2 separate regions of the Homo sapiens genome follow, and region 2 is linked to region 1. A link is a loop called in an ENCODE intact Hi-C map of the cell type or tissue named here. Cell type or tissue: PC-3. All regions are shown on one strand. Links, peaks and the distances in the headings refer to the core of each region. The heading gives the core; the rest is flanking DNA.

The links. Hi-C counts contacts between places; a loop is a spot of excess contacts. Peaks named below come from ENCODE experiments on the same cell type or tissue, not always from the same donor. Only the 100,000 strongest peaks of a DNase experiment are listed, where the experiment ranks them.
Region 2: a loop joins it to region 1, with 5 times the contacts of the local background. A loop is called at or near these places in 4 of 110 quality-filtered maps.

The regions. Positions count from the first base shown.
Region 1 is chr7:16,482,114-16,498,430 of GRCh38, reverse strand. No RefSeq gene overlaps it. Among named protein-coding and RNA genes, the nearest start is that of SOSTDC1, 25 kb to the right of the region's middle. In PC-3, for the core only: no CTCF peak of the experiment used is centred there; no DNase peak of the experiment used is centred there; H3K27ac peaks cover 1,124 bases.
Region 2 is chr7:16,429,587-16,445,903 of GRCh38, reverse strand. It overlaps LOC105375168 (a long non-coding RNA gene), which reads right to left. Exons shown (of 5, transcript XR_007060223.1): 3 at 11,517-11,571. Among named protein-coding and RNA genes, the nearest start is that of CRPPA, 16 kb to the right of the region's middle. In PC-3, for the core only: no CTCF peak of the experiment used is centred there; no DNase peak of the experiment used is centred there.

The DNA.
Region 1 (16,317 bases), core at 2,221-4,720:
CAGCCTAATGAGTGAGCCACCCTTGAAATGGAGCTTCTTGAACCAATCAAGCCTTCAGATGACTGCAAGACCAGTTAACGTCTGACTGCACCTACATGAGCGACTCCAAGTGAGAACTTGACACAAGAGCCCTTTCAGAGTTCTTGACCAGCAGAAACTTGAGACATAATGAGTGCTTGTTGTTTTAAGCCACTAAGTTTTAGGGGTGAATTATTTGGCAGCAGCAGATGACAAAACAGAATTGATAGATTGAGAGTTGCACATTCATGACTGCAGAGATCTGTCATTTTAACTAAAAAGATCAAACTTGGTGACCTGTTCCTTTCAGTATTTTTTTTTTTTTTTTTTTTAGCAATGGGAAAGGAGATGTGTGTTTCCTCAGGAATGCAGAGCCAGGATTCATACAGAAAATAGGTGATTTTTATATGGATACATGTAACATTAGTTTTTAATGGTAGTTCAACAGTAGCTAATATTGATTAAACTTAATGGTAGTTCAACAATAGCTTAATATTAATATTAGTTTTTAATGGTAGTTCAATAATAGGTATTATTAATTGAACTTTTACTATTTGGCAGCATTATGCTAAGAGCTTTACCTGCATTATCTTCATATGATTCTTATAGTGGCCCTACGAAGTAGCTGTTACTATATCTCATCAGTTCACTGCAAGAAAACTAAGGAGCTGTTGAAATAAGCTGATGTCTAAGCAGCTGTGATTTGAAAAAATGTTATAAAATTTCCCTGCTCCAAAATATCTTTACAAATCAGATATCATAGTTGCTTAAATTTCATGAATATGTGCCTTAAGCATTTTCAAAATTATCTCTAAACAGGGTACTCGGTCCATTAATGAGTGTATGTTTAGCAGGCGTGTTTTTCTGTCTCTCCTGGTGAAAGTTCTTGTCTAGTGGCCAGCCATGAAAGTGAGCCTCACAGATCTGGGACTGCGAGGAGCCCAGCTGTGGTACTACGAACTCCATACCTGTCTGCATGGAGGCCATGCTTCCCATAAGTGGTTCCTAGCCAGTGATGGAGTGGTAGGGTCACTTACCCAGCACAGTTCCTGCAGGCTGCTGGACTCCTGCGAAGGTGGATTCCCCCATGGCTCTGCTCATCTCTCAGATGAACAAGTTCTGGAGATCTAGCGTACAGCACAGTGACTATATCTAATAATACTGTATTGTGTACTTGAAATGTGATAAGAGTAGATTTTAAGTGTTCTCTACACACACACACACACACACAAATGGTAACTATAGGTGGTAACAGAAATGTTAATTAATTTGACTGTAGCAATCATTATATAATGTGTATACATATCAAATCATCATGTTGCACACCTTGAATATATATAATTTTTATTTGTCAATTAAATATTTTAAACTAAAACAACAATAAAAATGACACTTCTACCCTCCCTTTTCCTTTCCTCTCTCATTTACCTGTGATCAGGCTGCATCCTGGTTTGACCAGTCCCCACTCCCCTGCCCCTTCCCATCCCCTCCACAAAGGAGGAGATGTTGTCTGATATAGTTTGGCTGTGTCTCCATCCAAAGCTCATCTTGAATTGTAGTTCCATGAGCCCCACAGGTCATGGGAAGGACCCAGTGGAAGGCAACTGAATCATGGGGGTGGGTTTTTCCCATGGTGTTCTTGTGCTAGTGAGTAAGTCTCATGAGATCTGATGGTTTTATAAAGGGCAGTTCCCCTGCACATGGTTTCTTGCCTGCCACCCTGTAAAATGTGCCTTTGCTCCTACTTCACCTTCTGCCATGATTGTGAGGCTTCCCCAGCCATGTGGAACTGTGAGTGCATTAAACTTCTTTTTCCTTATAAATTACCCAGTCTTGGGTATTTCTTCATAGCAGTATGAAAATGGACTAATACATTGCCTTAATAAATCTCTTGCACAGCTAGTCCTGTCTTGGAACCTGCTTCTTAGAGGGCCTGGACTAACATACTCTGGTAGTGCATGAAGCATCTGTGATCACAGCGTGACAAGAAAATAGCACAAACAAACCTATGAGGACTTGAGAGAATTCAAAAGGTAAGTAACCTGTGATATAATTTGCTTAAGCAAAGCTGGCACTATACAGAATCAAATGAAAAGATTATTATGAGGAGATTGTGTGGAGAACTATTACTAACAATAGAAGTGCTGACTAGAAAAATGAAGATGCATAAGGATGAATATGTGTGGTGTTCTGACTGGTGTAGGTGGTAGATTTATTCTTTATTTAAAATAAAGAATACCCATGGGCAGCAGATGCTTTTGGTTCCCTGCTTCACCTCCCTTCAGGCCACCTCTGATTTTAGCTACAACAGGGGCAGCAAGGTCTGGGCAAGCTCGAACTCATGCTGACAGCACCCCGCCTCAAGCACGTGCCAGGAGTGCTATCTAAAATCCTAATTCAGGCCAGGCATGGTGGCTCATGCCGGTAATCCCAGCACTTTGGGAGGCCGAGGCGGGAGTTCTAGACCAGCCTGGCCAACATGGCAAAACCCCATCTCTATTAAAAATTCAAAAATTAGCCAGGTGGTGGTGCACGCCTGTAGTCCCAGCTACTTGGGAGGCTGAGGCAGGAGAATTGCTTGAACCCGGGAGACAGAGGTTGCGGTGAGCTGAGATCGCACCACTGCACTCCAGCCTGGGTGACAGAGTGAGACTCCGTCTCCAAAAAAATAAAATAAACATAAAATCCGAATTGAATCTGGTTTTGTATTTTACTGGCACTACTAGCCAGAGCTTTTTCTGAAGGCATAGGGGCCTCATCAGCCCTGCAGTGTGAGGGAGTAATTGTGCCCAGGGAACCCTGCATGCACTGAGGGAGGACAGTAGCTGTTCCTCAAGTAGAGAGTGTGGGCATGCTGTTTCTCAGAGGTTCTAGCAGCCTCACCCCTGCTGCCTACAGCAGCCACTGCCATAGTGCATGCCTGTGCTGGCCTGTTGCCTTCTTAACCTCCCCGGTCCTCCACTCCTGCTTCCTGTGAATGCCCTTTAAATAAATCTCATTTCGTATCATGAGATCTATGTTTAGGGGCCAAAATAAGACAATATATTTGTGGATAGAGGCAAGTGTCAGCAATCTCATTCCCCTAAAATAATTTTAAGTAGCCAGAAATTTGAAAAATGAGTTTAGTAATAAATGGTTACCTAATTACACAAAGATATGATTTCAGATTCTAAGTAAATAAAAACGTTAAGTCAATTTACTTTTTGGGAAGGGCCATTTTCCATATTTGACTGTAAACAAAATAAGCTGTTTGCTCATATTAGCTTATGGTAAAAACATTTTCTCATGAAAACAGTAAACCACTAGCGTGTATGAAGTGAGCAACTGAAGCTAATCAAATCTATTTTCTAGTGTGTATATACTTTAAAGGCAATAATAGTTTTGTTTAAGGAAGTAATGAAAACATAGTTTTTATATGGATATCTGTAGTAGATTTGGGGAGTTTGTGATTATTAATTCTCAAGTACTTCTGGTCATCAATATAAATATTGTGATAATATTCAAGAGTTACATTCATTTTTTGGCAGTATTTTGCATTTCGTCTACCACAGATTTCAAGTACCTTTAGACCCTGTGAGGTTCTGCATAAAATAATCAATCATTCCCTCTTGGCTGTTTGGCAGAGGCAGCCAATGACTTGTTCTGTCATGAACTGAATTAATATATATTCATGAAGCGTAGAGAAACACTTCATTGTTTCAGACTGTTTTGTTATTTTAGAATAAATCACAAAGGCAGCATCCCACTCATAGCTGGTAGAGAAATATTTGTCCTGTGATCCTCACCTTTATGGTTGTAATGTTTTAACTTGCACACAGTTTAGCCTACATAACTTTTTTTTTAAAAAAATAGTAAATTGCATGCTTTTAAAAAAGTACCGTGTCTCTGTTACCTTTTATCAGCAAAATTTGAAAACATTAAAAACTAAAATGACATGCGTCCCTAAGTCAGAATGATTTAATTTTCACAGACTGAGGGACTCATGGCAAAATGATGTACAGGTAAGTATTGTTCAAGCTCCCACATTCCATCAATCTCAACCTTTATGGTCCCTCATTTATTTGGGAAGAACTCTCAAGAATCAGTTGTAATTGCAAAATTTTTATCCTGCCAGGATATCTATGTGAACTTCCATAGGGCAACCATAGCATAAGCAGCATGAAAAAGACTTGTTGGGAAAGCTATTTTAGCACCTCTGATAAACAGAAAAAAAAAAGGTGATTATTCCTGTTTCAAGCTATCTAACTTTCTCACTTTGTCTGCCTTTTCTAATCAATGTTATCATGTGCTGGCAAAATCTTGTAAAATTCAGAAAGGTAAAATCCAGGGAAATGAAACCCAGGGACAGCAACTCCCCGAAATGTAAAAGCCATTGAACATTCTCTATCACCACCAAAGTGGTTCTCAGAAAAGGCAGTTTATTGGATCTTCCCTAAGAATTATGTTTTCAGCAACAATACTTAAACATTTACTGTCTCGGATTGTAACAATGGCTATTTGTTTAGGTGGCACTGTGCCTATTTAGAACTTAGTAAAATTCTTGCCATAGGGATCAACAATGTTTAGGAGGACAAACATTAACATAAACACGGCTCCACACGGAGTTGGAGTTAGATTTCTTGGGTTTGAATCCTGGCCCTGAATGCATTAGCTATTCAACTCAGACAATTTATTTGATTTTAACCCTAGGTTTTCTTGTCTGTAAATTATAGATAATAGTGTATACTTCACCATTATGGGAATATGTACTATCATACAGTAATAATCTATAAATTTTAGTTATTTTTATTATCAATCGGTGTGCTTAACTGCAAAAAATAGAACCCACCCCAGCTAGATTAAGCAGAAAAAGAATTTGTCAAAGGAACCAGGTGACTTATAAATCCTAGGGGTAGGAGGGACAGAGAGTCAGACTTAGCAATGACATAAAAAGGACAATGCCTAAGTCATATTGTAGAGGCTGCAGTGACAGAGACAGTGGAGCCCACACAAGAACTACATACACTGTGGGGCCCAGTGCAAAATGAAAATATGAGTCCACTTGTTCAAGTAGAATACTTCCATTGAAGGTACTAAAATATAAAGCTCTTTCCTTTCTTCTGCAGCCTTTCTCAACTTTTCACGAGTGTTTTTTCTTGCCATTTCATGTTGTTCTAAGTAAAGAAAAATTTTAAATTTATGAATTTTTAAATTAAAAAATTCGAGTATGAATTTTATCATTTTTCTTTATATCAGTTTTAAAGATGATATGTCAGTTTTAAATGGAAATATAAAAACATTTAATTACATACAGAATTACAGAAATTACCACAATTCATAGATTATAGCTTGTATGTGCGTATGCATTTTGTTCTTACAAGGAGAGTGTAAACACTGTACAAAACTAACCTAACTGCTTTCATTTCACTTCTTGATATATATGCTCATTCTGCCAACACTCTCTGCCTTTGGCATACTGGTGAGAAAGGAAGAACTACAAAGAAAAGTAGCTAGACTTGCCCAGTCTTTCCATTTCCTTCTGTGTCATCATTTTCAGTGTAAGTGGTTGGTAACACAGGAAGAAAAGATATGATATGATTGTTAGTGTTTCTTAGAAAGACATGGTATTGTTTTCTCTGTTGGAAGTAACTTCGGGTTTAAAAAGCAAAGTGTCAGCTTCCCCCCACTGCCATCCTACTTACTGAGTAACAGACATTACACGTTTACTTTGTACTTTGAGCCTCACTGAACTCCCATACATTGTGGGTTTACTGGAATGCTGTGCTCATGGGTCAGTAAATGTTATATGCAAATGGGCAGTAAGGAATGGGGGCGGATACACTCAGTGTGCAAATTATCACATTCAGCACAATCTGGTTGGGGTATGCCTTGGAAGATTTCATTTTTAACCAAGAAAGGCATATATTTACTGTCTGAATATGTCTTGCCCAAAAAGTAAATGCTAGTGTCCGAAAATGCACATATTTATTCTGCTTAAAGAAATATGTACAGGCTTCGTGAGACTACGTGGAAGAAATATATACTGTATATTAATTTGTCGTTGTCCTGTTAGGCATAAAGAGCCTCAGGATGAAAGTCATCTGATACAGCGTGTTGTATTATCATGATCCAGAATTTTAAAATGCCTATCGGCAAAATTCACAAAAGCTTAAGCCGTCTACGTTATCCCATAAAGTGAATTTGGTAGAGAGCTATACTTTGTCACTCAGTTCCTGAGAACCTTTTCTTGTGACCTATCATCAATATTCACCTTCAACGCACACTGATGGATCCAACAATATCAAGAAAGGCCTTTCCTCAAATAACTGGGGGCGAATGTATAAATTCCCTATGATAGACAGTGTGTTATGAATTTCTGAAGTTCATTTCAAACTCTTTTTTTATTCTATTTTAACTTTGTATTATTCTTATTGTTCTCTATCTTTAAAGACAGGTTTATTCTCACGAAAAACATGTTTCACTTTATCAGACGTTATCCAAATGACTTACGTGAAAAATTTCCTGGCTATAAGATTGTTCGTATATTCATCTATCTTTTTTGTTTTATTTTTGTTTGTAAAAGTAAAGGCCTTACATTCTGAATCTTATAAGAAAATTTAAATTACACAAGTCAGAAATACATAATTATTTTCATGATAGAAATAACATTGGTAAATTGGCTTCTATTTCTTCCTTAATATTTATTGATTCAGATGATTTGGATGAAATTATATGTATAGATAAATGAATATTGAGAGTCTTGTTACTTTTTTTGGATATGTTTTTCAGAATTCATGTAAGCAACTTATTGCTCAATAAATATTTATTTGAATGATGACTTTTGGACCATTCTAATGAATATGTTGGACCAAGTCATGATAGCTAATAGATTCAAGTAAAGAAACTTCACAAAACTTGATTTCCCATTTTGAGTTACTTGCGTTTTCAATTCAATTTTGAGAAGCATTATAAAAGGATTAGATCAACTATTTTAAGGAAAAAAGCAAGAAGCTTCCACTAGAGAAGTGGTTGTTAGGATTCTTTTCTGGACTGAATCATGAGGTTATTGAGCACAGCCTGGGGCAGAGTTCACTCATTCTTCCCTTTGTCCTTAGCAGTAAAATATTCAGCTGGGTTCATGGTGGCCCAGAACAAAGACTACATTTTCCAGACATTCTTACAGCTAGCTGTGGCTGTGGGGCTAGATTATTTTTTTTTAATGTGACTAAATTTTAAGTCCAACGATATGTTAGCACAAGTGATGTCTGCAATTCAGATTGTGTTACTCAAGTCAAGAGAATAAAAATTAACCTTAAACAAGTCACTGTGATTCTGGTTTTGCGTTGCATACAGCTAAACCTTCATTCTAAACCATTAAATTCCCACGATAGAATGTCTTTAGGGACAAAAATATGGTAAAGATTAGTTAATTTTGTAGTGAAATAAATTAGTGTAAGATGAGAATATTTTGTTTACATATATACATACATGCATGTATATATATGTGTGTGGGTGTCTGTATGTGTATTTGTATGAGTTATAATAGTTAAAGACCTTTCTTACAAAGTAATTTGCTTCAACTCTCCTTGGTTTTGGCACCCCAATTGCCTGAGGTATCAAGACCTTGCCTAGTTCAGTTCTGGCCTTCAGGACCACCTGGCTGGCACTCAAGCCCCCTGAAGGGGAATATTACATGTTTAGTATTGCGGTTGCTGCAGTCCCATATGTGGTGGAGACTGCAAACAACTGCAACAAAATGAGGCAGAGCATAATCAAAATAAAAGAGTGTGATACATAGCAAATATACTTCTTTCTCAGACTTGTGATCATAAAGCCAAACTGTCCTTTCCCGGATAGTATGAGATCTGCTCACTACAACTGATCTCTTCAATCTGTTACCATGCAGATTAGAAAAATGTGCCCCTTATCATCGGTTTGAAAATTGTCATAGGAACCTGCTTTTATTACAATGAGGCATTTCTTTGCTATCTACTGGAAAGATGTATGTATGTATGCATGTATATGTAGGTATGTATCTATCTATCTCTGCAGTATAAACGGTAACCCCTAGACTTGTTCAGTGTACTGCATGCACAACTGTACAAGGCAAGCTGTGTGTAACCACAGGTGGAAATTGTGAGTTAAGAAAAGTGATTTATGCGTCTCTTTAATTTGCACTAAAATTAGACAATTATAGAGGAGTGATTAAGTTTGGAACAACTTCTGACATAGAAGTTTCAAGCCATCACTACTACTAAAGAAACCTTACAGGCTTTTAGAAAGCAGTCACAAGATACTGAAGTGTTTGACAAATCAACAAATTGCTCAAGAGTATGCAAATATATGCTAGAGAACATACATAAGAAGAAACATGATTCGATGGAATTTGTGGCAAATAAAAGTTGGATGTCCATTAAAATGAAGTACAATTATGGTAGAGTCCAATTTTAATACAAGTAAGGACATGGAGGCTTGAGGCTAGGCTGAAGTGTTTACATAGAGATAGGAAAAAAATAAAAGAACGAGAAACATTAGCTTAAACATTCCACTCTGCTTGTACTTTATCAGCTATGGAAGTGGCATCCCAGTTTTCTTGAAAAAGAGAACACAAGGTTTCATTTTCCACTTAAATTAATCATGATTTGCACAAAGATCTCAAGACATATTATTGCATAAAGTTAAAAAATGGTTAATACAAATTACATGATCTTACATAGGATATGTAAACAATTCATGTATCTATACATAATGTATAAGATTTATTAAAAGATCTCTAGCCAAAGTTTTAACAGTAGTTACTTAGTGATTTAAAGTATTTTACTTATTTGCCTTTTCTATTTTTCTACAATAAATATATTTTGTTTTGGGATTTAAATAATTTGGGCTATAAAAAGACTACCAAGCAAAATGTCAGTGTGATCATGTATATTGGACCTCAATATTCTCCATTCCTAATGATATAACCAATAGGATACATAATTGGGAATTCTCTGTAATTCCTCATGCCTAGAAACTCTGAGAATTTCCTACTAAATACAAAGTCTGTTTAAAGAGACAGAAACAAATTTGGCAAAAGCAAACTCACAGCCTCTTTTATTTGGTTCAATATTTATTTTCGCCAACTCAGTGAGCAATATATTATTTTTATAATTAAAATACTCGAAGTAGGTTTTTTAGTTAAGAAAAGTTACAAAGTTTCAATATTGTTAAAAACTACATACAATCCAAATATCCATTAGGGTGCTAATTAAATAAATACAGCACAGATACATTATGAGATACAATATAGAACTTAAGGAGAATGAAGTTGACTTTCTTTACATGTTCTATAAAAATTATTCATAGTTGCTACCCCTGGAGAAGGAAGAGTATTTGGAAGGGAGTAAGGTGAAGGTGGAATTTAACTTTTGAGTATATAAGCTTCTTTTTGTTTGAATGGTATACAAAGAATATGCAGTCAGAAATTCCGCGTGGCATTTGTGTGTGTGTGTGTGTGATATATGTGACAAAAGTGTAAGAGAACTTGGGAAAGCACAGTTTGGTTATGTTGCCTGTGAAAAGTGTCTTTAGATTTTTTTCCCCTAGGTTTGACTCCTGGTTCAATAACTTGCTAGCTGTTGATAATGGGTAAGGTGCACACATTCTTTGAAAAGTGTCGTTTATAATGCAGCCTTGCAGGGTGGCTGCTAGGATTATAGATAATATCACCAGAGCATTGATGTGCTGTTGCCCGGTACATTAGAGGTACTCAATAGATTGCTGCTATTGTTATTGAAATTGCTCTCAGAATGTAGAAAGCTGGAATGAAATCGCTTTGATATATGAGGTTTATAATTTCATTATGTCAGGCAAAAGTTATAATAGAGAAAAACAAAGTTTGATAGAAAAAAATATAAACAATATTTTAAATAAGCGTATTTTGTAAGTGAATTCCCTGAAGTTACTGTTAAAATATGTTTTATGGACAGGTGCGGTGGGTCATGCCTGTAATCTCAGCACTTTAGGAGGCTGAGGCGGGTGGATCATGAGGTCAGGAGATCGAGACCATCCTGGCTAACACAGTGAAACCCTGTCTCTACTTAAAGAAAAAAAAAAAAAGGGCCGGGCATGGTGGCACGTGCCTGTAGTCCCAGCTACTCGGGAGGCTGAGGCAGGAAAATTGCTTGAATCCGGGAGGCGGAGGTTGCAGTGAGCTGAGATCACACCACTGCACTCCAGCCTGGGTGACAGAGCGAGACTCTGTCTCAAAAAAAAAAAAAAAAGTTTTATTACATAACATTATGGATCACATGGATGACATGACGAAAGAGTTCTATTTATAATGCAGAAACCAATAAAAACCAATATAAAAAAACCAGGAAAACTCTTTAAAAAATCTGTAAACCAGCCAGGCACGATGGCTCATGCCTGTAATCCCACCACTTTGGGAGGCTGAGGTGGGCAGATCACTTGAGGCCAGGAGTTCGAGACCAGCCTGGTCAACATGGCGAAACTCCATCTCTACTTAAAAAAAAAAAAAAATTAGCCGGGCCTAGTGGCAGGCACCTGTAATCTCAGCTACTCGGGAGGCTAAGGCACCAGAATTCCTTGAACCCGGGAGGCAGAGGATGCAGTGAGCCAAGATTGTGCCACTGCACTCCAGCCTGGGCGACAGAGCAAGACTGTCTCAAAAACAAATAAACAAACAAATCTGTAAAACTTATATAAAGCAAGGTTTGCTAAGAAATGTAAAAGAAGATGAATACGTTTAGAGACACTGTATTTCTAAATGGAAAAACTAAGTATTAAAAGAAAGTATCTTTTTAGATAGATAGGTTTGGCACTGTTTAAATTTGTCACAGTTTGAATTCTTCAAAGAAAGAGGTGGAGGTGGAATTTAGGATATAAGACATTGATTAGAGATCGACATCTGAGTAAAGAAGGGGGAAGTCACAGGATTGAGCGGAAGGAAAAGTGAAGTTGAGATGCAGACCCAGCAAAGCCTCGGCCAAACCAGCAAGGAGCTTGGGAACAGGTGTTGCCCACCAGAGTCATCCCAGGTCTACTGAAATGACTGATTCTCTTCACTACCACTTTGCACATTTACTCAAGGGAAGTGGCATTGGAAGTGCGTGACCCTGAAGGAGTCAACAGCTGGAAGTTGTCCATGTGCTCCCAGCAGCTGGGCAACAAGCCCTTCCTTGACGTGGCATCTGGGGGTGCATCTCTGTGTCTACCACGTTTTGGGGTGAACTTGACAACGTGATTTTAAAGTTCAACAAGAGGGATCAGTAAACAAGAAGAGCCAACACATTTTTGAAAAAGGAAAATATTGAGAAGGGATTTGTTCTGTCCATTGGTTTCTTTTTTCTTTTCTCCTTTTTTTTTTTTTTTTAATTTTACTTTAAGTTCTGGGATACATGTGCAGAACGTACAGGTTTGTTACATAGGTGTACATGTGCCATGGTGGTTTGCTGCACCCATCAACCTGTCATCTAGGTTTTTTGTTGTTCCTGGTTTTTTTTTTTTTTTTTTTGTGAGATGGAGTCTTGCTCTCTTGCTCTGTCGACCAGTGCAGTGGCACAATCTCGGCTCACTGCAGTCTCCACCTCCTGGGTTGAAGCAATTCTCCTGCCTCAGCCTCCCAAGTAGCTGGGATTACAGGCACATACCACCACCCCCAGCTAATTTTTGTATTTTTCGTAGAAACAGGGTTTCACCATGTTGTCCCGGCTGGTCTCGAACTCCTGACCTCAGGTGATCCACCCTCTTCTGCCTCCCAAAGTCCTGGTATTACAGGCGTGAGCCACCGCACCCAGGCCCGTCATGTAGGTTTTAAGCCCTGCATGCATTAGGTATTTGTCCTAATGCTTTCCCTCCCCTTGCCCCCCACTGCCTGACAGGCCCCAGTGTGTGATTTTCCCCTCCATGTGTCCATGTGTTCTCATTGTTCAACTCCCACTTATAAGTGAGAACATGCGCTGTTTGGTTTTCTGTTCCTGTGTTAGTTTGCTGAGAATTATGGTTTCCAGCTTCATCCATGTCCCTGCAAAGGACATGAACTCATTGTTTTTTATGGCTGCATAGTATTCCATGGTGTATATGTGCCACATTTTCTTTATCCAGTCTATCATTAATGGGCATTTGGGTTGGTTCCAAGTCTCTGCTATTGTAAATAGTGCAGCAATAAACATACATCTGCATATGTCTTTATTGTAGAATGATTTATAATCCTTTGGGTATATACCCAATAATGGGATTGCTGGCTCAAAAGGTATTTCTGGTTCCAGATCCTTGAGGAACCACTACACTGTCTTCCAAATGATTTAACTAATTTACAGTCCCACCAACAGTATAAAAGCATTCCTATTTCTCCACATCCGTTGTTTCCTGACTTTTCAATGATTGCCATTCTAACTGGTGTGAGGTGGTATCTCATTGTGGTTTTGATTCGCATTTCTCTAATGTGTTCTGTTCAGTGTTAAAACATGTTTTAAAAGCCTCAGTAAATCTCTGGTAGTACCATCACAGGAGTGGATTGAAAGTTCAGTGACACAGATGTGAAGGCCAGAAACAGCTTTCTGTACACGTAAACATTTAGTGCAGGATTGTGGGGCAACAGGTTTATTTATTTATTTAATGAGATATTGGGAAGATTAAGGCAGTGACACCAATCATGAACACTAGTGTACTGTCTGTTTCCTATACCCCATCCTCATGTGGCTGTCACCTTGCTGATAAGTAGGTTTGCTTAATTTTTTCTAAATAAAAAAACTAGATAATTTTGTGTCCCCTAAAAATACCCATAATTTGAAGCAATTACATTGCTGATGCTACTTCTCCTGGAATTAGGATATAACCCCAATTATTTAAGATTTATGGGAAGGCAAGTCCCATTTATGGGAATGGCAATTTACTCTGCTGTGACAGGCCTCTATAGGGAGTGTCACCAGTCGCTGTTAAGTCCAGTTAGTAAACCAAGAAAAAGCGTCTGCTCCTTTACTGTGGATCTTTACATTTACGTATATTTGGCTAATTAAGTCATAATCATAACATGTGTGAAGAAGAGTAGGAAAATGGAGATTAGTCTCTTATAAATCTGTAATTCTCCTGAAACTGAAATGTTAACTGACAAAAATCAGTGAGAAAAGGCCAGATGTTCAATAGGCTTTATTTTAATCTTGCTTAATCGTTTGGGAAATATAACAAAACAGATCATGACCTTGTACTCTATACCAAAAGAATTAAAATGTACATACATATTTATCTGACCCTGGTGACAGAGAAAGCCTTATACCTGTGAAACTATAGTCAGAAACCATAAAATGCATGATTGAGATATGTGATCATACATACCCATGCCCACACAGAGACATAGACAAACCTTATATGTAAAAAGGATACACAACTAAGCCTCAAAGCAAAGTCTAAGACAAAGGTTTATGTGTGAGTAGTTTATTTAGAAATATGATCCCAGACAGCAGGAGTGAGTCACCGAAGGAGGGAGATAGGTTAGCAGAAAAAGTTAACAAAAGGATGCATTGTTCAGTTGGCCACCCTCTGTGCGTCAGGTTACTCTAGCCCTAAGATGTTCTGCGAAGACTCAGAAGATCCACTTGAAGAAATAAAGAAGAAGCTCCATTGTTCCCAGGCCTTAATAGTCAATAGTGGCAGTGACCAAAGGATGTTGATTCCTCCATATTTTCAGGTTGCACCAATGAGTACAAGTGAATTTTGGGAGATATCCTACTGTGGGGTGAGATAAACCCCAGAGCAGAAAGCAGGAGGCTTGGGACAGGGGGCTTAAGCAGATGCACTCAGATTGCACCCAACCGAAACCAGGCAAAGCCAGGAGGAAGCTGAACATTACAGCAGTGGCTGGAATAAGAGGTGAGACTGGACTGGAGGACTAGGGGTGGGCACCAGCATACTCAATATAACAAACCAACAAAAAATTTTATAAGCATAATTAAGCAGCAAATCAAACTGAAAAATTATTTTCTATTTATGATAAAGCATTAATAACTCATAGGCAAAGACCTTTTACACATCCAGAGAAAGAATAAATATGATTTAAAGATGAAGAGGCAAATAAGAAAGAAAAAAAACTCATGATAAACATGAAAAATGATCCCATTCATTAACAATCTCAGAGATGAAAATTAAATATTTAACATATGTACTCTTCACCTACTCAACTGGCAACTCAGTTAAAAAATATTCTCAGTTTTGGGGTGGTTGAAACAAATGAGCACTTTCACATGTGGCTGAAGACTGTCTATTTTGGTATTTCTGAAGAACAGCTTGGCATTATTCACAAATGTGTTAAAATGAGCACATACAATAATCAAGAAGTAATTCTCTATCAAGTTTTTAGAACTCACAGAGAAATCAAAATGTGAAATTAAAATAATAGTGAATTTGCAGAGGAAATACAAATAGCTAATCAGTAAGTGAAAAACTAGCCAAATACAATAATGAGCAAATAAATGAAAATCTAAACATACAACATTTCTTATCTATTATTTATTTATTTTTTTATTTTTATTTTTTTTGAGATAGTGTCTCACTCTGTTAACCAGGCAAGAGTTCAGTGGAGTGATCACGGCTCACTGCAGCCTCAACCTCCCAGGCTCAATCGATGCTCCCACGTCAGCCTCTTGTTTAGCTGGGGCTACAGGCATGCGCCACTATGCCCAGCTAATTTCTGTATGTTTTTGTAGAAATATGGTGTCACTATGTTGCCCAGGCTGGTTTTGAATTCCTGGGCTCAAGCAATCCTCTGTCCTCATCCTCCAAAAGTGCTGAGATTACAGGCCTGAGCCATCTCACCAAGCCCCCAAATTTTTATCAACTAAAATTCTGGGATGTTTTCACACTGGCAATGCTAAATGCTGATAAGAGTGGGACTTACACACTGCAGGTATATGTGTACAGCAAGCACTGAAAACAGTTTGGCACCATGTATCAAGCATCATTACATCCATTTTAAGGAAAATAAATACAAATATTTATACACAAAGATCTTTGCTTAGGTGTAATTTAAATTATCAAGGGAAGAGAGGTAATTAAAAAGTCTATTTGAAACACAACTATGACATCAAAGTTTAAATGAAATACTAGAATCATTCCAAGTTAAGTCAGGAACAACATAAGATAACCCATCATTGCTGATAGATTTTAACATTGATGGAAAACTTTAACCAAAGGGATAAATAACAATATATGAGAGAAACAAAAATATAAATATTGAAAAGGAAAGAACAAAGTTATTATTATTGACAGATGATGTGATTACCACTAAACATTGAGATAACTGAAAAAGTATTAAAAATATTATTACTGTGGTCAGTAGAAAGTCAATTATTGAGTTCAAAAGCAGTTCAACAAACATTTGGAATATGTAATGTAAGAAAATCTGAATTCAGCAGCAAGCTAAAACACAAAATAGCTGTGATTAAACTTACGATGTATATACGATAAAAAGATGTACATACGATATACAGAAAGCTATGAAATTTGATTCAGTAAATGGAATAGTCTGGATATGGTGGCTCAAGCCTATAATCTCAGCACTTTGGGAGGTCGAGGCAGGCAGATCACCTGAGGTCACGAGTTCGAGACCAGCCTGACCAACATGGTGAAACTCTGTCTCTACAAAAATACAAAAATTAGCTGGGTGTCATGGCGGGTACCTGTAATCCCAGCTACTTGGGAGGCTGAGGCAGGGGAATCACTTGAACCTGGGAGGTGGAGATTGCAGTGAGCTGAGATCACACCACTGCACTCCAGCCTGGGCAACAGAGTAAGACTCTGTCTCAAAAAAAGAAAAATACACATAAATAAATAAATGGAATACATGAATAAAAATAATGGATAAAAAGAGTAAATATTGCCAAGGTTTTATTTAAACACTCTTCCTAATTAATCTTTCAATTCAATATCATGTCAACAAAATTTTCAATGATACACCTATGTAACAGTGGTTATCTCTCAGCATATAAAGATGATGTTTAAATTTACTTTGTCCTTAAGTATTTCTGAATTGTCCCATCTCAAAGATGTTATTTCCTTAGAAAAGTTACCATTTTCATGGGAACAGAACTTTGGCTCATTCCAGATTATTTGGAAATCTTAAAAATATTTTAAGTTCTGGTTCAGTTTACTAAACTTTAGTCTAAAACCACTGCTGAATAACTGCCATTTTCGTTTCCATACTAAAGATGTTTACCCTCTAGGATTTAGGCAATGTTTGAATTTCTGTTTGCAAAGTGAAGGGATTGAGCTCTCTGCCATAACGTTTGTAAATAATAATGGTTACTTAGAAACATCAAGCAAAAA
Region 2 (16,317 bases), core at 5,821-8,320, 56 kb after region 1:
TATTTATAAAGACTAAGAATCCTGAACCTAATACTGAAGGGGGAGGCATAATCCACAAGAAGAAAAACTTAGTTAAAACCACAGGAAAACGATGTAGAGGTAGCGTACAATGTGCTTATATGAAGTCTGAGTTCTTAAAATCTTTTCTGAGGAAGGACATTGCCCATAGACAAGGGGACTAGGATTGAAAAGAATGCATCCCCTATTACTTAGAGCAGTGGTCCTCAAACTGTGCTTTCCAAATCAGAAGCCTCAGTCTCAAGTAAGAACTTGTTAAATACTCAAATTCTGTGGTCCCTCTCCAGACACACTGAATCAGAAAATGATTCTGAAAAAAATATGCTTTAACAACACCTTCAAGTGATTCTGATGACACTTCAAAGTGAGGCCCACTGGCTTAGTGTAAGGCTGGCTAGATACCATGAGGAGGCACCAAATAAGCCATTCACTGGAGGTCCAGTATGGCATTGCTCTATCATTAAGGAATGTAGACAACCTGCTCAGCCCTGGGTTTTTGTTTGTTTGCATTTTAAAAAATTAATGAACTTTATTTTTTTAAAGAGAAATTTTAGGTTCACAGCAAAATCACGAGGAAAGTACAGATAGTTCCCTTATATTCTCTTTCTCCTACACACACACACAAAACAAAACAAAACAAAAACCAAAAAAACAAAAAAACTCCCCTACTATCAACATCCTGCACCAAAGTGGTACATTTGTTACAATAAATGAAACTGCTGAAACTATATTGACACACTTTACACGAGGATTCACTCTTGGTATTGTACATTCTATCGGTTTTAGCAAATGTATAATGACGTGTCCAAAATTTTAGTATCATACGGAATAGTTTCACTTACCTAAAAATCCTCTGTTTGCTACCTGTTCAGCCCTCTGTCCCACCTAACTCCTAGCAACTACTGATATTTTTACTGTATTCATGCTTTTGCCTTTTTAGCATATAATTGGAAACATAAAGTATGTAGCATTTTTTAATTGGCTTCTTTCACTGAGTAATATGCATTTGTCTCCCCCACATATTTTCATAGCTTCGTACCTCATTTCTTTTCAGCACTAAGTACTGAAGTACTTTTATTGTGCCAGCTTATTTATTCACTTGCCTACTGAGGACCCCTTGGTTGCTTCCAAGTTTTGGTTATTATGATTAAAGCTACTATAAATATCCATGTGCAGCTCTTTGCGTTAACAAAGTTTTCAGTTCATTTGTGTAAATACTAAGGAGTGCGATTAATGGATTTTATGGTAAAAGTATGTTTACTTTTGTAAGAAACTGCCAAACTGTTTTCCAATGTGGTTGTACTATTTTTGCAATCCCACCAGCAATGAATGGGAGTTTCTGTGGTTCTACATCCTTGTCAGCATTTGGTGTTGTCAGTGTTCTGGATTTTGCCCATTCTAATAATGTGTAGTGGTATCTCAGTGTTTTTTTAATTTGCAGTTCCCAAATGATATATGTTGCAAAATATTTTTTCATATGCCAATTTGGCATTTGTATATCTTTTTTAGTGAGTTATCTATTCAGATATCTAATTTTGGCATTTTAAAAATAGTCATTGACTGGGCATGGTGGCTTGTGACTCTAATCCCAGCACTTTGTGCGATGAATGCAGGTGGATTGCTTGAGCTCATTAGTTTGAGACCAGCCTGGGCAACATGGCAAAACCTTGTCTCTACAAAAAAATACAAAAATTAGCCAGGCATGATGGTGTGTGCCTGTAGTCCCAGCTATCTGGGAGGCTGAGGTGGGAGGATGGCCTGAGACCATGAGGTAGAGGTTGCAGTGAGCTGATATCGTGCCACTGCATTCCAGCCTGGGCAATAGAGCCAGATATCATCTCAAAAAAAAAAAAAAAAAAGACTCTGTGGGGGGAGGGGGAATTGTTATGTTTTTTACTGTTGAATTTTAAGAATTCTTTGTACATTTTGGATAACAGCCCTTTATCGTTTTAAAAAACTATCTCCTCATCTGTAACTTGTCTTCTCATTCTCTTGAAATTCTCTTTCACAGATCAGAGGAAGTATTTAATTTTAACAAATTCTAGTTTATCAGTTATTTCTTTATGGATAATACCTTTAATGTTGCATCTGAAAATTCATTACCATACCCTAATTCTCCTAGGTTTTCTCCTATGTTATTATTGTCTAGCAGTTTTATACTTTTTCATTTTGTATTTAGGTCTATGGTACATTTTTTAATTAATTTGTATGAAGGGTGTAAGGTTTGTGTCTAGATTCATTTTTGTCCATGTGGATGTCCAGTTGTTCCAGCATAATTTTTTGAAAATACTATCTTTGCTTCATTTTATTGCTTTTATTCTTTTGTCAAGGATTAGTCAACTATATTTACGTAGTTCTATTTCTGGGATCTCTACTTTGTTCCATTGACCTATTTGTCCATTTTTTTCACCAATACTATGTCGTCTTGATTACTGTAGCTTTATAGTAAGTCTGAAGTAAGGTAGTGTCAGTCCTCCAATTTTGTTCTTTTCCTTCAATATCTTGTTGGTTATTGTAGATCTTTTGCCTTTCCATATAAGCCTTAGAATGAGTCTGTCAATATTCACAAAATAACTCGTTGGGATTTTTTTTTTTTTTATGAGAGGGCGTTTCAGGTTTTGCTCTTGTTGCCCAGGCTGAAGTGCAGTGGTGCTATCTTGGCTCACTGCAACCTCCACCTCCTGGGTTCAAGTGATTCTCCTGCTTAAGCCTCCTGCTGAGGATTACACCTGGGATTGTAGCTGGGATTACAGGTGCCTGCCACCACACCTGGCTAATTTTGTGTATTTTTAGTAGAGACAAGTTTTCACCATGTTGGCCAGACTGGTCTCGAACTCCTGACCTCAGGTGATCCATGCACCTCGGCCTCCCAAAGTGTTGGGATTACAGGCATGAGCCACTGCACCTGGCCTCAGGCAAGTGTTTTTTCCATTTTTTCAGATTTCCTACATAGATGACAATGTTATCTATGAATAAAGACAATTTTATTTCTTCCATCCCAATCTGTATACTTTTTATTTCTTTTTATTGTCTCATTGCATTAGCTAGTATTTTCAGTATAATGTTGAAAGAAGTGGTGAGAAGGGGCATCCTTGTTTTGTTCCTGGTTTTGGTGGGAAGGCTGAGTTTCTCACCATTAAATATTATGTTAGCTGGAGGTGTTCTGTAGATATTCTTAATCAAGTTGGGGAAGCTCACCTCTCCTCCTAGTTTACTGAGAGTTTTTATCATAAATAAATGTTGGATTTTGTCAAATGCTTTTTCTGCATCTATTGATATGATCACGTGTTTTTTTTCGCTTGTTGATGTGATGAATCATATTAATTGATTTTCAAATGTTTAATAAGCCATGGATATGTGTGATAAATCCCACTTGGTTGTGGTATATAAATTTTCTTATACATTGTTGAATTCAATTTTCTATTTTTTTGAGATTTTTTGCATATATGTTCATGACAGCTATTTGGTCTGTAGTTTTCTTATAATATGTTTGTCTGGTTTTGATATTATGGTAATGCTAGCATCATAGAATGAGTTGGGAAGTATTTTCTCTGCTTCTATATTCTAGAAGAGATTGTACAGAACTGTTAAAATATCTTCTTTAAATATAAGCTTTTGGTTGTGTAGATTTTCTCTATTGATTTTCCGTTTTCAATTTCATTGATTTCTGCCCTCACTTCTAATATTTCTTTTCTTCTGCTTACTTTGGATTTAATTTCCTCTTCCTTTTCTAGTTTTCTAAGACAGAAAGTTAGATTATTCATTTTAGATAATTTGTCTTCCCTAAAATATGCATTCAGTGCTGTAAATTTCCCTCTAAGCACTCCTTTCACTGCATCCCACATATTTTGATAAGTTATATTTTTATTTTCATTTAATTTGAAATATTTTTAAAGTTCTCTTGAGATTTCTTCTATGACTTGTGTTGGAAGTATTTTGTTTAATCTTCAACATTTTGGGATTTTTCAGCTATCTTTCTGTTATTCATTTCTAATTTAATTGCATTGTGGTCTGAGAGCAGAATTTTATGGTTTCTATTTTTTAAAAATGTGTTAATGTGTTTTTTATGGCCCCCCATCTGGTCTATATTGGTGAATCTTTCATGTAAGCTTGAGAAAAATGTATAAGCTGCTGCTGTTGGATGAAGCAGTCCAATAAATGGATTAAGTTCATCTATGTCCTCACTGATTTTCTACCTGCTGGATTTTTTTCTGATAAAAGCGTGTTAAAATATCCAATGATAATAGTTTATCTCATTTATATCTCGTTGCAGTTTATCAGTTTTGCCTCATGTATTTCTCTCTCTGTATCTTCTTACTCATTAACTTCTTTTTCTTTCACACTGAAGAAGTCTCTTCAGCATTCCTTGTAGGATAGTTCAGGTATTGATGAAATCCCTCAGGTTTTGTTTGTCTGAGAAGGTCTTTATTTCTCCTTAATGCTTAAAGGATATTTTCACTGGATATACTACTCTAGTTTCCAATTTTTTTTCCTTCAGCACTTTAAATATGTCATGCCACTGTCTCCTGAAGGTGCAAAACTCACTGGTAATAGTCAGCACACAGAAAAATACAGAATATTATAACACTGTAGCTGTGGTGTGTAAATTACTAAACTTCAGTAGAAAGACTAAATGATGAACTAATCAAAAATAATAAACTAAAATAGTTTTCCAAGACATAGACAGTATAATAAGACATAAAGAGAAACAACAAAAAGTTAAAAAGCAAAGGGAAGAAGTTAAAGTGTAGAGTTTTTATTAGTTTTATTTATCCATGTTTGTTTGTTTATGGAATCAGTGTTAAGTTGTCACCAATTAAAAATAATGGGCTACAAGACAGCACTGAAAAGTCTGCTGTCAGACATATTGGACCTCTATTGCATATTGTTTCTTCTCTCTTGTTGCTTGTAGGATCCTTTCTTTATTTTTGACCTTTAGGAGTTTGATCATTAGAGGCCTTGAGGTAGTCTTCTCTGGGTTAAATCTGCCTGGTGTTAAATCTGCTGTTCTCACACTGCTATAAAGAACTACCTGAGACTTAGGCTTAACAGGAAGCATGACTGGGAGGCCTCAGGAAACTTACTATCATGGCAGAAGGCCAAAGGGAAGCACCTTCTTTACATGGCAGTAGGAGAGAGAGAGAGAGAGAGCCGGGGGGAAGTGGTACACACTTTTAAACCATCAGATCTTGTGAGAACTCACTCACTATCACAACAACAGCATGGGGTCAAGCAATTCTCCTGCCTCAGTCTCCTGAGTAGCTGAGACTACAGGTGCTCACCACCATGCCCGGCTAGTTTTTGTATTTTTAGTAGAGACAGGGTTTCACCATGTTGGCCAGGCTGGTCTCAAACTCCTGATCTCAAATGATCCACCCACCTCAGCCTCCCAAAGTGCTAGGATTACAGGCATGAGCCACTGTGCCCAGCCCTCTGTATCCTCAGCTGTATAATGAGGAGGAAGGAGATTTGAGGTTAAAATGCCTTACTGTGCTAACATATGTATGTTCTATTATGTTATCAAATGAATACTGCTTATTCCATTGAGTAAGCCATTTGAGTACAAAAAAAGCTTCAGTGAGGAAGTCTTTTTTTCAAGGTACTAATTATCTAGGGGAAGATTCTGGCAAAATTGTAAATTGGGCTATAAAGTTGTTTTGGCTCCTTACAAGCTTGAAAAGATCAATGAAATGGCCATAGTCATTTAGCCACTGTTGACATATCAATTGAGTTGATTCATCTAAGACTTCTTGAGTGCCTACCATGTACTAAGCACTATGACAAGTACAGAAGATACAATTGTGAAGAAAATAGATATAATCCTTCACACATACACTGACGGCAAAGTGGAAATTGGTTTTACCACTTTGGAAAACGGTTTGGCATATCTACTGAAAGCGAACATACGCATACTCTATGACTCAACAATTCCACTGCTGATACACACCACAGAGATGTATACATATGTTCACCAAAAACAAATCCTTTTAATGAACATATATTTATAGAATTATTTGGAATAATTCTCACTGGAAATTACCCAAATGCACATCAGCAATAGAATGGATAAGTAACTGGGGGTATATTTATACACAGTAATATCACAGAGCATTACGAATGAATGATCTATGACTACCCCAATAATATGAGTCTCCTAAACATTATGTTGAACAAAAGAAGCCAGACACAAAATAGTACGTACTGTATGGTTTCATTTATATTAATTCTAAGAACAGGTGAAAATAGTTTTAGCTGTTAAAAATCAGATAATGCTTATTTTTGGAATATAGCAACTTATGAGATAGCACCAGGAGACTTCTGGGGTGCTGTTTGTTTTCTATTTCTTAATGTAGACTCCAATTATACAGATGTGTTCAATTTGTAAAAATTCACTGAGTTCTACACTAGTGATATGTGTACTTTCCTGTATGAACATTATAATTCAATAAAAATGTATCTCCCTCCCCAAGAAAAATGACAATCTTACCACTTAGAGTAGGAGACAAATAAGCAAATAAGAACATAAATAAATGGTAATGAGTGCAATGAAGGAAATAGAGAGTGTAGCAAATATTATTCAAGTATTTACAATGGGGAAAATACAAACAAGGAAATAATTCCTTGTTTGGCAATCAAAGTCAATATATGTAGAACCCTTGGTGATTCAAAACTGATATTTGTCTTCTGTTTACTGAGGATATTTGTCCAAGGAGGTGCCCCATCTATAGTGGAGGATGTTGTAGACTGGTCAGTTGATCAATGTGATTTTCCAGTAACAGTTATGCAGTGCTCCTTGTATATACTTTCTTTAAGAACTGTAATTATGCTGCCCACCATGCTTATGGTTGCACCACCTGACTCTACTAGCAATCTGTTCTCCCTTTTCATCCACTCTGTCCCAAAGGAAGTACTAATAGTATTTGAAGATTTATAATGGAGATAAGTGACATTAAGAACATCTAGAAATCTGGTACTTTGGCTTCATTCAATTTATTTTATTAATTAAATTTTGGTAGCTGAGATTCAAATATTGCATGAATCTTATTTTATTTTATTTTTTTAGAATGTTGAAAGTGTGTGTGTGTGTGTGTGTGTGTGTGTGTGTGTGTGTGTGTGTGTTTGTGTGTCTGACTATACTCTTAAGCCTCTGGGGAATATTATGCATATATTTAATAATGACAGTAGAATGTGCTGCTTTAAAAAAAAGATTCTCACTGCATTGTTGTAATAAGTGAATATTTACAGATTGAATCTAAATTAAGTTCTACTTAAACCCAAGTTAGCTGTCCATCCAAAAAGAGGTTGAACTACATCAATCTGCCTGTGAAATATCCCGGAAGTCTTAAGAGATGTAATGAATCAATAGTTAAGCCTTCATCATTACTTTTTCCTGTAATTAATTTGTGACCAAAAGAATTCATTTCTATAATTACAATTTTATAAACCACAAAATGTGCTTAACACATGCTGTTAATGTGCAACAGACTGAGAAACCTCTGAAAAATATAATTCCAGTTGATTAGAAAAAGAGTCATCTCTACTTAGTCTGTGCTTCTGAATGTCTTGGCTTGGTCACCAGACCCCTACATGTTGCTAGCTGTCAGGTTACATCAACTGCATGCAACTCAACAGATCTTGACAAATTGAACTCTCCAGTCTGTCAAGGAGACAATAATGGGAAGTTCTTTGTGAAAAGAGCTTTTTTATATCAACTCTTGACTATCGGGGATCTAATTTCCTAGTTCTCTTTAGCTAGGACTTTGTCTCTCCCCATGTCTTACGCCTTGCCTTTTGGACAATTGACCCCTCTGTAAGTGAACCCCAGGAGACAGGCAGGGTGAGAAAAGCAAAAGGAACTTATTTGGTCAATTGAGCAACTGGATATAACTCTGACATCTCAGTATTCTTACCCTATAAGACTTGTGGAGATAATCATCAATTGCTTCAGAAAAGTGCTATTTAGGAGAATGAGAAAAAAAATGCACATAAAATTTGAGTCTTAGGCAAAGCAAATTTAAATAGTGCATGAAATGTGATTATTTTCAAATCTTCAAATTCACAATTTCTGAAAGTAAATATAATGGTACCTTGAATGGTTAAATTTTAAAATTCATTCTATAACCTCTCTAGTTTGTTTGTAAAACACTTTCTTGGGTTATATATTTGGGAAAAAAGCCTAATTAGTCCAAAGAAAGGCACATCTTTGAGAATGGATGTATTTATGCTCAAACACACAGTAATTTTTTTTTATTTTCCTCAAACTAAAATTACAGTCCTCAGAAAAATAGGAACATAAATAAGACTGAGATTTAATCAAAAGGATGTCTATTATTATATACATTTAAAACAAATGTGCATACATACAGACACAGAAGAGAAACTGCAATGTAATCTGAATAAGGAAGAAGCTTAAAACTTTGGAAAATAATTTAACACAAACTCTAGTTTTTTCACTCTTTTTCCAGAAAAAGAAGGAAATTGGGGAAAACTTTTACTGAATTAAATTAAAAGAAGGGTTGGGTAAATCCCTCAAGTTTTTGAATGAGTACACATATCCTTACTTTTAATGGGTTAATTCCTGCATTCACTAAGCATTTGGTAGGCGCTCTTCTGTCACTGAAGATGCTGTAGAGTATGGACAAAGTTCCACAGAGCTTTTATTATGGGACAAAATGACTAAGGACACCATTATGGAACAAACAAAGGATCAACAGTAAAGAATAAAGCACAAAAAGTGCCTTGCTGATTAACTGCCAAATTTCCAACACTTCTGTGGGTGGCAGGTTGATTGCCTAGACAGGTATAAATCAAGCATCCTCTCTAGTTCATGCTTTGCCTTTTTATTGATAAAAAGTGCTTAGGGCTACACAAGTTGATACTTGTTGGAACCCCTCAAACACTACTACCTTTTGCTGAAAAGGAAGGGCAGCTTTGAAAACAGAAGGTGCCCACCACTCCTTAATAAGCTTTTTTTTTTTTTTTTTAAAGATCTCATTCTATATAAAGCTCAATTAGACACTGAGGGGAATGTAATAAAAGCTCAAGGTAGTGAGGGACCCTCCCTTCCAATCAAGTGCAATTCAGCAGGAGAAGATGATATAACTATAAGAAACAATAACCAATGTTAGCATTACATTTTCTTTAGAGGTCATGACAGATTTTCACATACATTTTATTTTGAAAATAACCCTGTCGTGTAGGTAGGACATTAAAATAATATTATGATGCCCAATTTAAGTAAGAAACTGAGCTTGGCAAAAATGAATGACGTTTTTCAAAAATCACAGCACCAGGGATGAAACAAGACTTACTTTGTTCTACTTATAATCATTTACATTTATAACCACATCCTGCTCTTTCCCATAAGAATGTTAATGACAGATAGACCCTCATTCTTTCCTCTATTCATATATTTATTAAACATCTATTTGGTGGCTACTGTGAAAGTGATGCAAAACTCAGTTATTTTCTGCTCTCAAGGTGTCCATACATATTTGAGTCACACTTTATCTCTTACAAAACTCTTCTTAGAAGAATGATAAATCATCACTACATCTTATATAATGTATGTAATGAGGAAACAAAAGCTCAGAGGGATCTCCTCACTGACCTAATACCATAAAGATAGCCTGAGTTCAGGAAGATTCAGTCATTACTTAAGAGCTAAAATGAGCACAGAACTATAGGATATTAGCTATAAACTTTGTTGGACATGCATCTCCATTACTGAAAATTTTGACTCTGTACTAGCAGTATATTTTTAAAAAAGTTTAAGTAGTGTGCATGTGCTACTGTGTGTGCTACACGTATTTAACACTAATGGTAAATACATAACAAAACTCAAAAAATTTAAAAGTTTAAAAGGGATGAAATGCAAAGCACATATAAATAGAAGCTTTACTCCTTACTTCCTGTAGCCTAATGGATTATCTTGCATATACTTGAAAGCATACATATCTTTCTTTGGAGATCACTGTTATAATAGGCAATAAATTTTAAACAAATATTAAAAGAAAGACAGTCAATGTGAGTAGGTATACTTGCAACAAGTTCTGGGTGTCTGTTAAGCTTTGGGTGGATAATCAGCAATCTAGAAAAATCTGATCTTCAGATTCCAATTATGAATGTCTCTATTAAACACTAGTGAGATGCAAGTTTTCATAGTCACTCCTACCAGTCTGTTTCTGGGTTACACTTTTCAGCTTTTTGGACAACCTGACCATCAAAAAGCTTGAATGCCAATGATAAAAGTGAGAACATTTTGAACAAATGAATGTCTGCTCCAGCAGAAAAAATGAGAAACACTTAGATTTTATTTCATTCATGTGACAATCACACAAAACTCAATTAAAAGGGGTAGGCCTTTATAATTTAGAAACATTTTATTTGAATTCTCTATTAGCTATTAATATAATTTGCACTGTCGCAATAACTGCACCACTCTATAAAAACATTTAATTTCCACTTATGAACACGAGATCACTTTTCCCTCCACAATAAACTCTTTAGTTGAGCACAATTTTAATTACTTATTTATACTTTGCCCAAACTCCTCCTCCACAAGGAAACATTTTGTCTTCAAATTTATGGTAATATTGAAATTCAGTTTTTTAGCTGTTAGCTCAATGAGTAGTTTTTACCAAAAAGCAACAACAAATTTTCATTAATCCCTTCTTTGAAGGATCTAAAGCATGGACACCCCCACTCTCAGTCTTCTAAAATTAGTTAACAAGAAGCAACAAAATAATAAATCAAAGTTTCCATTTGTACCATTGTATGACCCAACTTCTGGAAGCACAATTTACAGTATATCTTCTGGACATGGTAACTACTGGAATTTTGCAACACCAGGTCCTTGACCCCCGAGTCTGCCAGGGCAAATTACTAGGGAAATAAAAATATAGTTTTTATAAGAGTAATGATGTTTTTGTGCTATACTAGGGCTCTTTGAAAAACTAATTGAACTTTAAGACTTTAAAAAAGCTTTTCCAAAATTCAACAACAAATTTGATTAAAAATTGAGTTACCATGCAATTTTGGGGAATATTTTTATAATGAAGAGAAAACTTGATTTCAATTTATTTATATTACACTTCTACTGAGGAAAAATTGTGGTGGCTTATGTCGGAAAATTTTTGAGACAATTTTTGAAATAAACATTTTGTAATAATGGAAAATGTTGAAGTAAGGTAATAAAATGAAGAAACAAGTATTTTCAGAAAAAAAGTATTTTATACTTTAGGATGATGTAAGAGCCATTATTCAAGATGAGAAGAAATCTTAATTTCTAAGGAATATTATAGTTTTCAATGCCTTCTTCAGTTGCCTCATCTCAATTCATCCAAGAAAGTTTGCTCAAGGAGACATTGCTCACTGTTCATTGGAGAAGAGTTCATTGTAATATTTTGCTAAAAGAGGCATTAAAGAGGCTGAATCTCACTATGGAGAGAACGGAAACACTGTCCTACCGTTTGGAGACAAGTATAGGTTAGACAGACCTGGGATCACAGCTCATCATTTCCTTTGGCAAATCACTAATTTCAGGTTTCACATCTGTAAAAAAGGAGCAAGAATAACCTTTGTATCACAAAGCATTGTGAACTGAAAGAATTATTGATGTACACATATAATACTGTGCCTAAAATGTGATACATGTAATAAGCTAAAATTATTCAACAAGTCTGTTCACAGAGTAAAATTAGACCTATTCCCTGATTCAGTACTCAGTTCATTATACCACACTCTGTTCACCTTCATCAATTAGAAATTGTTAAATTAGACCAGGTTTTCCAGCTTTGTAGATAATCTAGTATGGTGACTATCAACAAAGGTCTTCATTGGAATAAGCACTTTCACTTTCCTGTCTTGGATTCTGATTTAGCATCTGCAGCTGTAAAAACCCCACAGATGATTCTGATGTGTAGCCTAGCTGAGAACTACTAATCTAGTTTATGTGCCAGCCTCTTACTTTCAAAATCTCTAGCTTATCAACGTAAAACTACTGTTGCCTTAGTTGCTGTTATTACTATATGAGCTTTCTTTGCTTCCATTTGCAGTGGAATCAGAAGCTGGAATACAGCAGGCAATGGCAAAAGTGAAAGTGACACCATGACTCTATCTGATTTCCCCCCATTTGTTGATGGTTTCTTCCATTATTTCTGGCCGACACATTTACTTATGCTCTTCAGAGGATTTGTAAGCAGGGAGAAGTCTCCTATAAGATAGGACTCTTAATCCAGTTCCAGTCCCAAGATATGAAGAAGCAATTAACAGTTCAAATATGGCACCCATGATTTCAAATGAGAGGTCTAACTCAGATAAACAAGTCGTTGAAGTGGGACACCATGTCCACATGATAGAACATTAGGCAAAATACATTGTTTTTCTCCTATTGTTACTGCCAGTGGGTTATTTATCAAAAACTGATAAGCAGGTGACTTCTGTTAAAGAAAGTTTGTACATCTCTAGTAGATATCGAGCTTTTTGGCTCCCTTTCCAACATAGCGTAGTTTTAATGTTCAGAAATTCCTGCTTTGCTCAGTATACAACTGTAGGTAGAGGAAAAAAAGCTCATATCATTTTGTAGACATTTCTCTCTCTTAAAGTAGATGGCCACAAAAAATTATAATACTCAGAGCTTATAACTTTCAGCTTTGAGGTAATAAAAATCACCTTCTATTGTTCATTGGGGCTGGGTGTGGTAGCTCATGCCCGTAATCCCAGCACTTTAGGAGGCTGAGGTGGGTGGATCACGAGGTCAGGAGATGGAGACCATCCTGGCTAACACGGTGAAACCCCGTCTCTACTACAAATACAAAAAATTAGTCAGGCATTGTGGTGTGTGCCTGTAATCCCAGCTACTCAGGAGGCTGAGGCAGGAGAATCGCTTGAACCCGGGAGGTGGAGGTTGCAGTGAGCTGAGATCGCACCACTGCACTCCAGCCTGGGCAACAGAGTGAGATTCCATCTCCAAAAAAGAAAAAAAAATTTTTTTCATTGACTTTCAAAGAAATTAATTGCTTTTAATCTGTTATTGCAAATATTTCTTCATATTTGTAGTTTTGTTGACTTGTAAATTAAGATCATCATGTGACATGGTTTTAACTCTGATTAAAGTTACATTTAATATGTGTGGTTGAAATTAAAAATGGAAAAAATTACAAATATGAAGAATTTCTCACTGCTACCATTTCTCCTTCTAATAATAAAGTGTTAATCCATACAGTATGGTCCTAAGGAGAGCTTCACTTATAAGTGAGACCTAAATGTTGTCACATCTTGAAAATCAGTTCTTTGTATATCACTTGGGATATATAAAAGCAGGGTCATCCGTATCAGAAACAATTTCTTAAACATATACTCTCTTTGCCAATATTTCAACCCTAGTTTTGGGATTTTATGATGGCAAAGGAGGGTTTTTGACAGCTATTGGTACCTTAAAAGTGAACAGCCTGTAGAAATAAATGATCCCAAAGAGCAGATACAGCCATACAGATCACTCTGAATTTCTTTGACATCTCCCTCTCCTGGAAGGCCAAATAATAACCTATTGACTCTTCTGCCCTCCTGTGGCCAGAAATCAATGGAGTCTGTACCTCTTGAGTAGATATTGCTGTGATCTAAAGACAAGTGGATTATTAAAATGGATGTTTGGTGCCTATGTTAGTCAGGGTTCTCTAGAGAAACTGCACCAATAAGAAGATATATATTTATTATAAAGTATTGGCTCAGGCAATTATGGAGGCTGAAAAGTCCCAGGGTAGGTTGATTGCAAACTGGAGACCCAGGAAAGCTGGTCCTGTAGTCTGAAGGGTGGATAGCCCGAGAGCCAATGCTTTAGATTCCAGTCTGTGTCTGAAGGCCTGAGAATCAGGAGGACCTATGTTAGGAGAAGATTAATGTAAAACTTAAGCTGTCAAACAGAGAGGCAATTCAACCTTCTTCCACTTTTTTGTTCTATTCAAGCCCTCCACACATTAGATGATGCCCACGATATTGGAGAGGACTATCTGCTTTACTCAGCTTACAAATTCAAATGCTAATCTCTTCTGGAAACACCCTCACAGACACACCCAGAAATAATGCTCACCCAGCTATCTGAGCATCCTGTGCTTAGTGAAGTTGACACATAAAATTAACCACCTCAATGCCTGTTGAAGATTGTCTGCAAAGATGGCCATTAATAATTCCTTCATTTTCTGTAAAAATTCCTTTCATCATGATGTGCAGCTACTTTCCCTCTTCTTGAATTCTGTCTGGACTTGTGACTTCCTTTGACCAACAGAATGACACAGATTTGACACTGTGCTAGTTTGGGGCATGAAATTTAAGAGGCGTTGGCAGAATCTGTTTGTTTGTTTTTTAAAGAAACCATTCACTATATAAAGAAGATCAGGCTATCCTGCTGGAGAAAAATACCATGTGGAAGAGAACTAAGGTGCCCCAGGCAATATCCAACACCAAGGACCCCAACCTATAAAGGAGTCCATTTTGGATCCTCCTTTAGCTTCATTTGAACTACCTTAGCCAACCCCATGTGAAAGAGAGATGAGCTGCTTCCTTTAGTGCTGCTTAAAATCTGGATCCATAAAACTGTGAGCAATAAGATGGTGTTGTTTTAAGCTGCTAAGTTTTGAAACGGTTTTTTATACAGCAATAGACAATTGAAAAAAGTTGTAAATGTTATAGTTTTTATTCTCCACAACTTAACTGATTTATCAGTTACAGAGCATATTTACCCTTGATCATCCCCTCAAATATAAGGTATGAGTTATTTTCAAGATGAGTCTTTCACTGGCTCATGTGTAAGGTATATTTCTTGACTTCTTGCCATTATTCCCAGGCCTTGGAAATTTCCAGGGTTAGAATATCAAGCCTTTAGATTATAGTCTTAGTGCATTTCTGCTGTTATAACAGAGTAGTACAGGTTTGGTAATTTATAAAGAATAGAAGTTTATATGGCTCACAGTTCTGGAGGCTAGGAAGTCCAAGAACACAGTAACAGCATCTGGTTGATTGTTACTGCATAGCAGCAGGGCAAAAGGCAGAAGTAAGCACGTAAGACAGAAAAGGAATGGGGGCCAAATTTTCATTATTTTATCAGGAGCCCACTCTCATGATGATGGCATTAATTCATTCATGAGGGCAAAGCCTTCATTACCTAATGAACTTTTAAAGGCCTAACCTTTTAATACTGCTGCAATGGCAATTAAGTTTTCAACACATCAACTTTAAGGAACATATTCAAATCATAGCAATTATGGTTCTGATATTTACTAAAGTGGAGACGTCTCAAACAACTATAACTACTTATTCTTGAAGATAAATGAAAAGATTAGATTTTTCTTGACAGCCAGATTAAGTAGGGACAGGAGGGCCTTAGGGTCATAACATGAGCAAGCTCAGATCTTAGCAGCACTGGCTGGTGGGGATGGGAAGTAAGCCAAGGCCAGGCTGTAGAGCATCCCAGGGAGACCCAGGCATCAGAAGTCACAAGAATAACAATTAAAGCCAGTCAAGGGGTGACAACCTGTTTGTATGTGATTAATCCTTTCATAGCAGTTCTTCGGCCAATTAATCAGAAGTCAGCCCTCTGATGACTCAAGCCTAGTCAGTCAAACCGGGGTTGTGTTTTACTTCATGCTAAAGAGATGTGAAATCCCAAGAAGGAGCCAGTTATAAGACCCGGGTCAATGAGGTTAAGTTTGGGAAAAAGGTTGCAAGTGGTGGGTACACCCCATGAATAGTAAGACAGTTTTCTAGGCAATGAGACAAATGCAAGATTCGGCCCATTCACAAAGTGAAGCTGCCTGTCCTGGTCAGGACTAGCAGGATTAAGTTCGTAGATGAAAGACACAAGTGAATTCCGGTTCAGCAGAGCTGATAGTGAGATACCCAATTCAGGAGGTAGTGAGGAAAAATAAAAAGACTATAGAAAGGCAAGAGGCCAGGAGAACCAAGACAAGCATAATGAAATTTGATAACTTGCCCAAGACCAGTGTTGGTTAGTTTCATGTATAGTTTTGTTATTGTACTATAGCAGTTAATAACCATATATTTTTATGAAGTTAAGAGAGAATAATTACTAAGGAAGATTTGACAAAGGGGGAAGTTTCTGATTTTCTTTTTAATCACTTGTCAAGATCTTGAATTCTTTCAAGGATAAGTGGTAGGAGAGGTGAAAAGACATAAGAAGTTGGAGTGAGAGAGTCTTTACAAACTTAAAAACAAAACAAACTTTTTATTTTGTGAATAGTTTCAAGCACTCTAATTTTTCTGAAGAGTAAATGTAAATAGTTC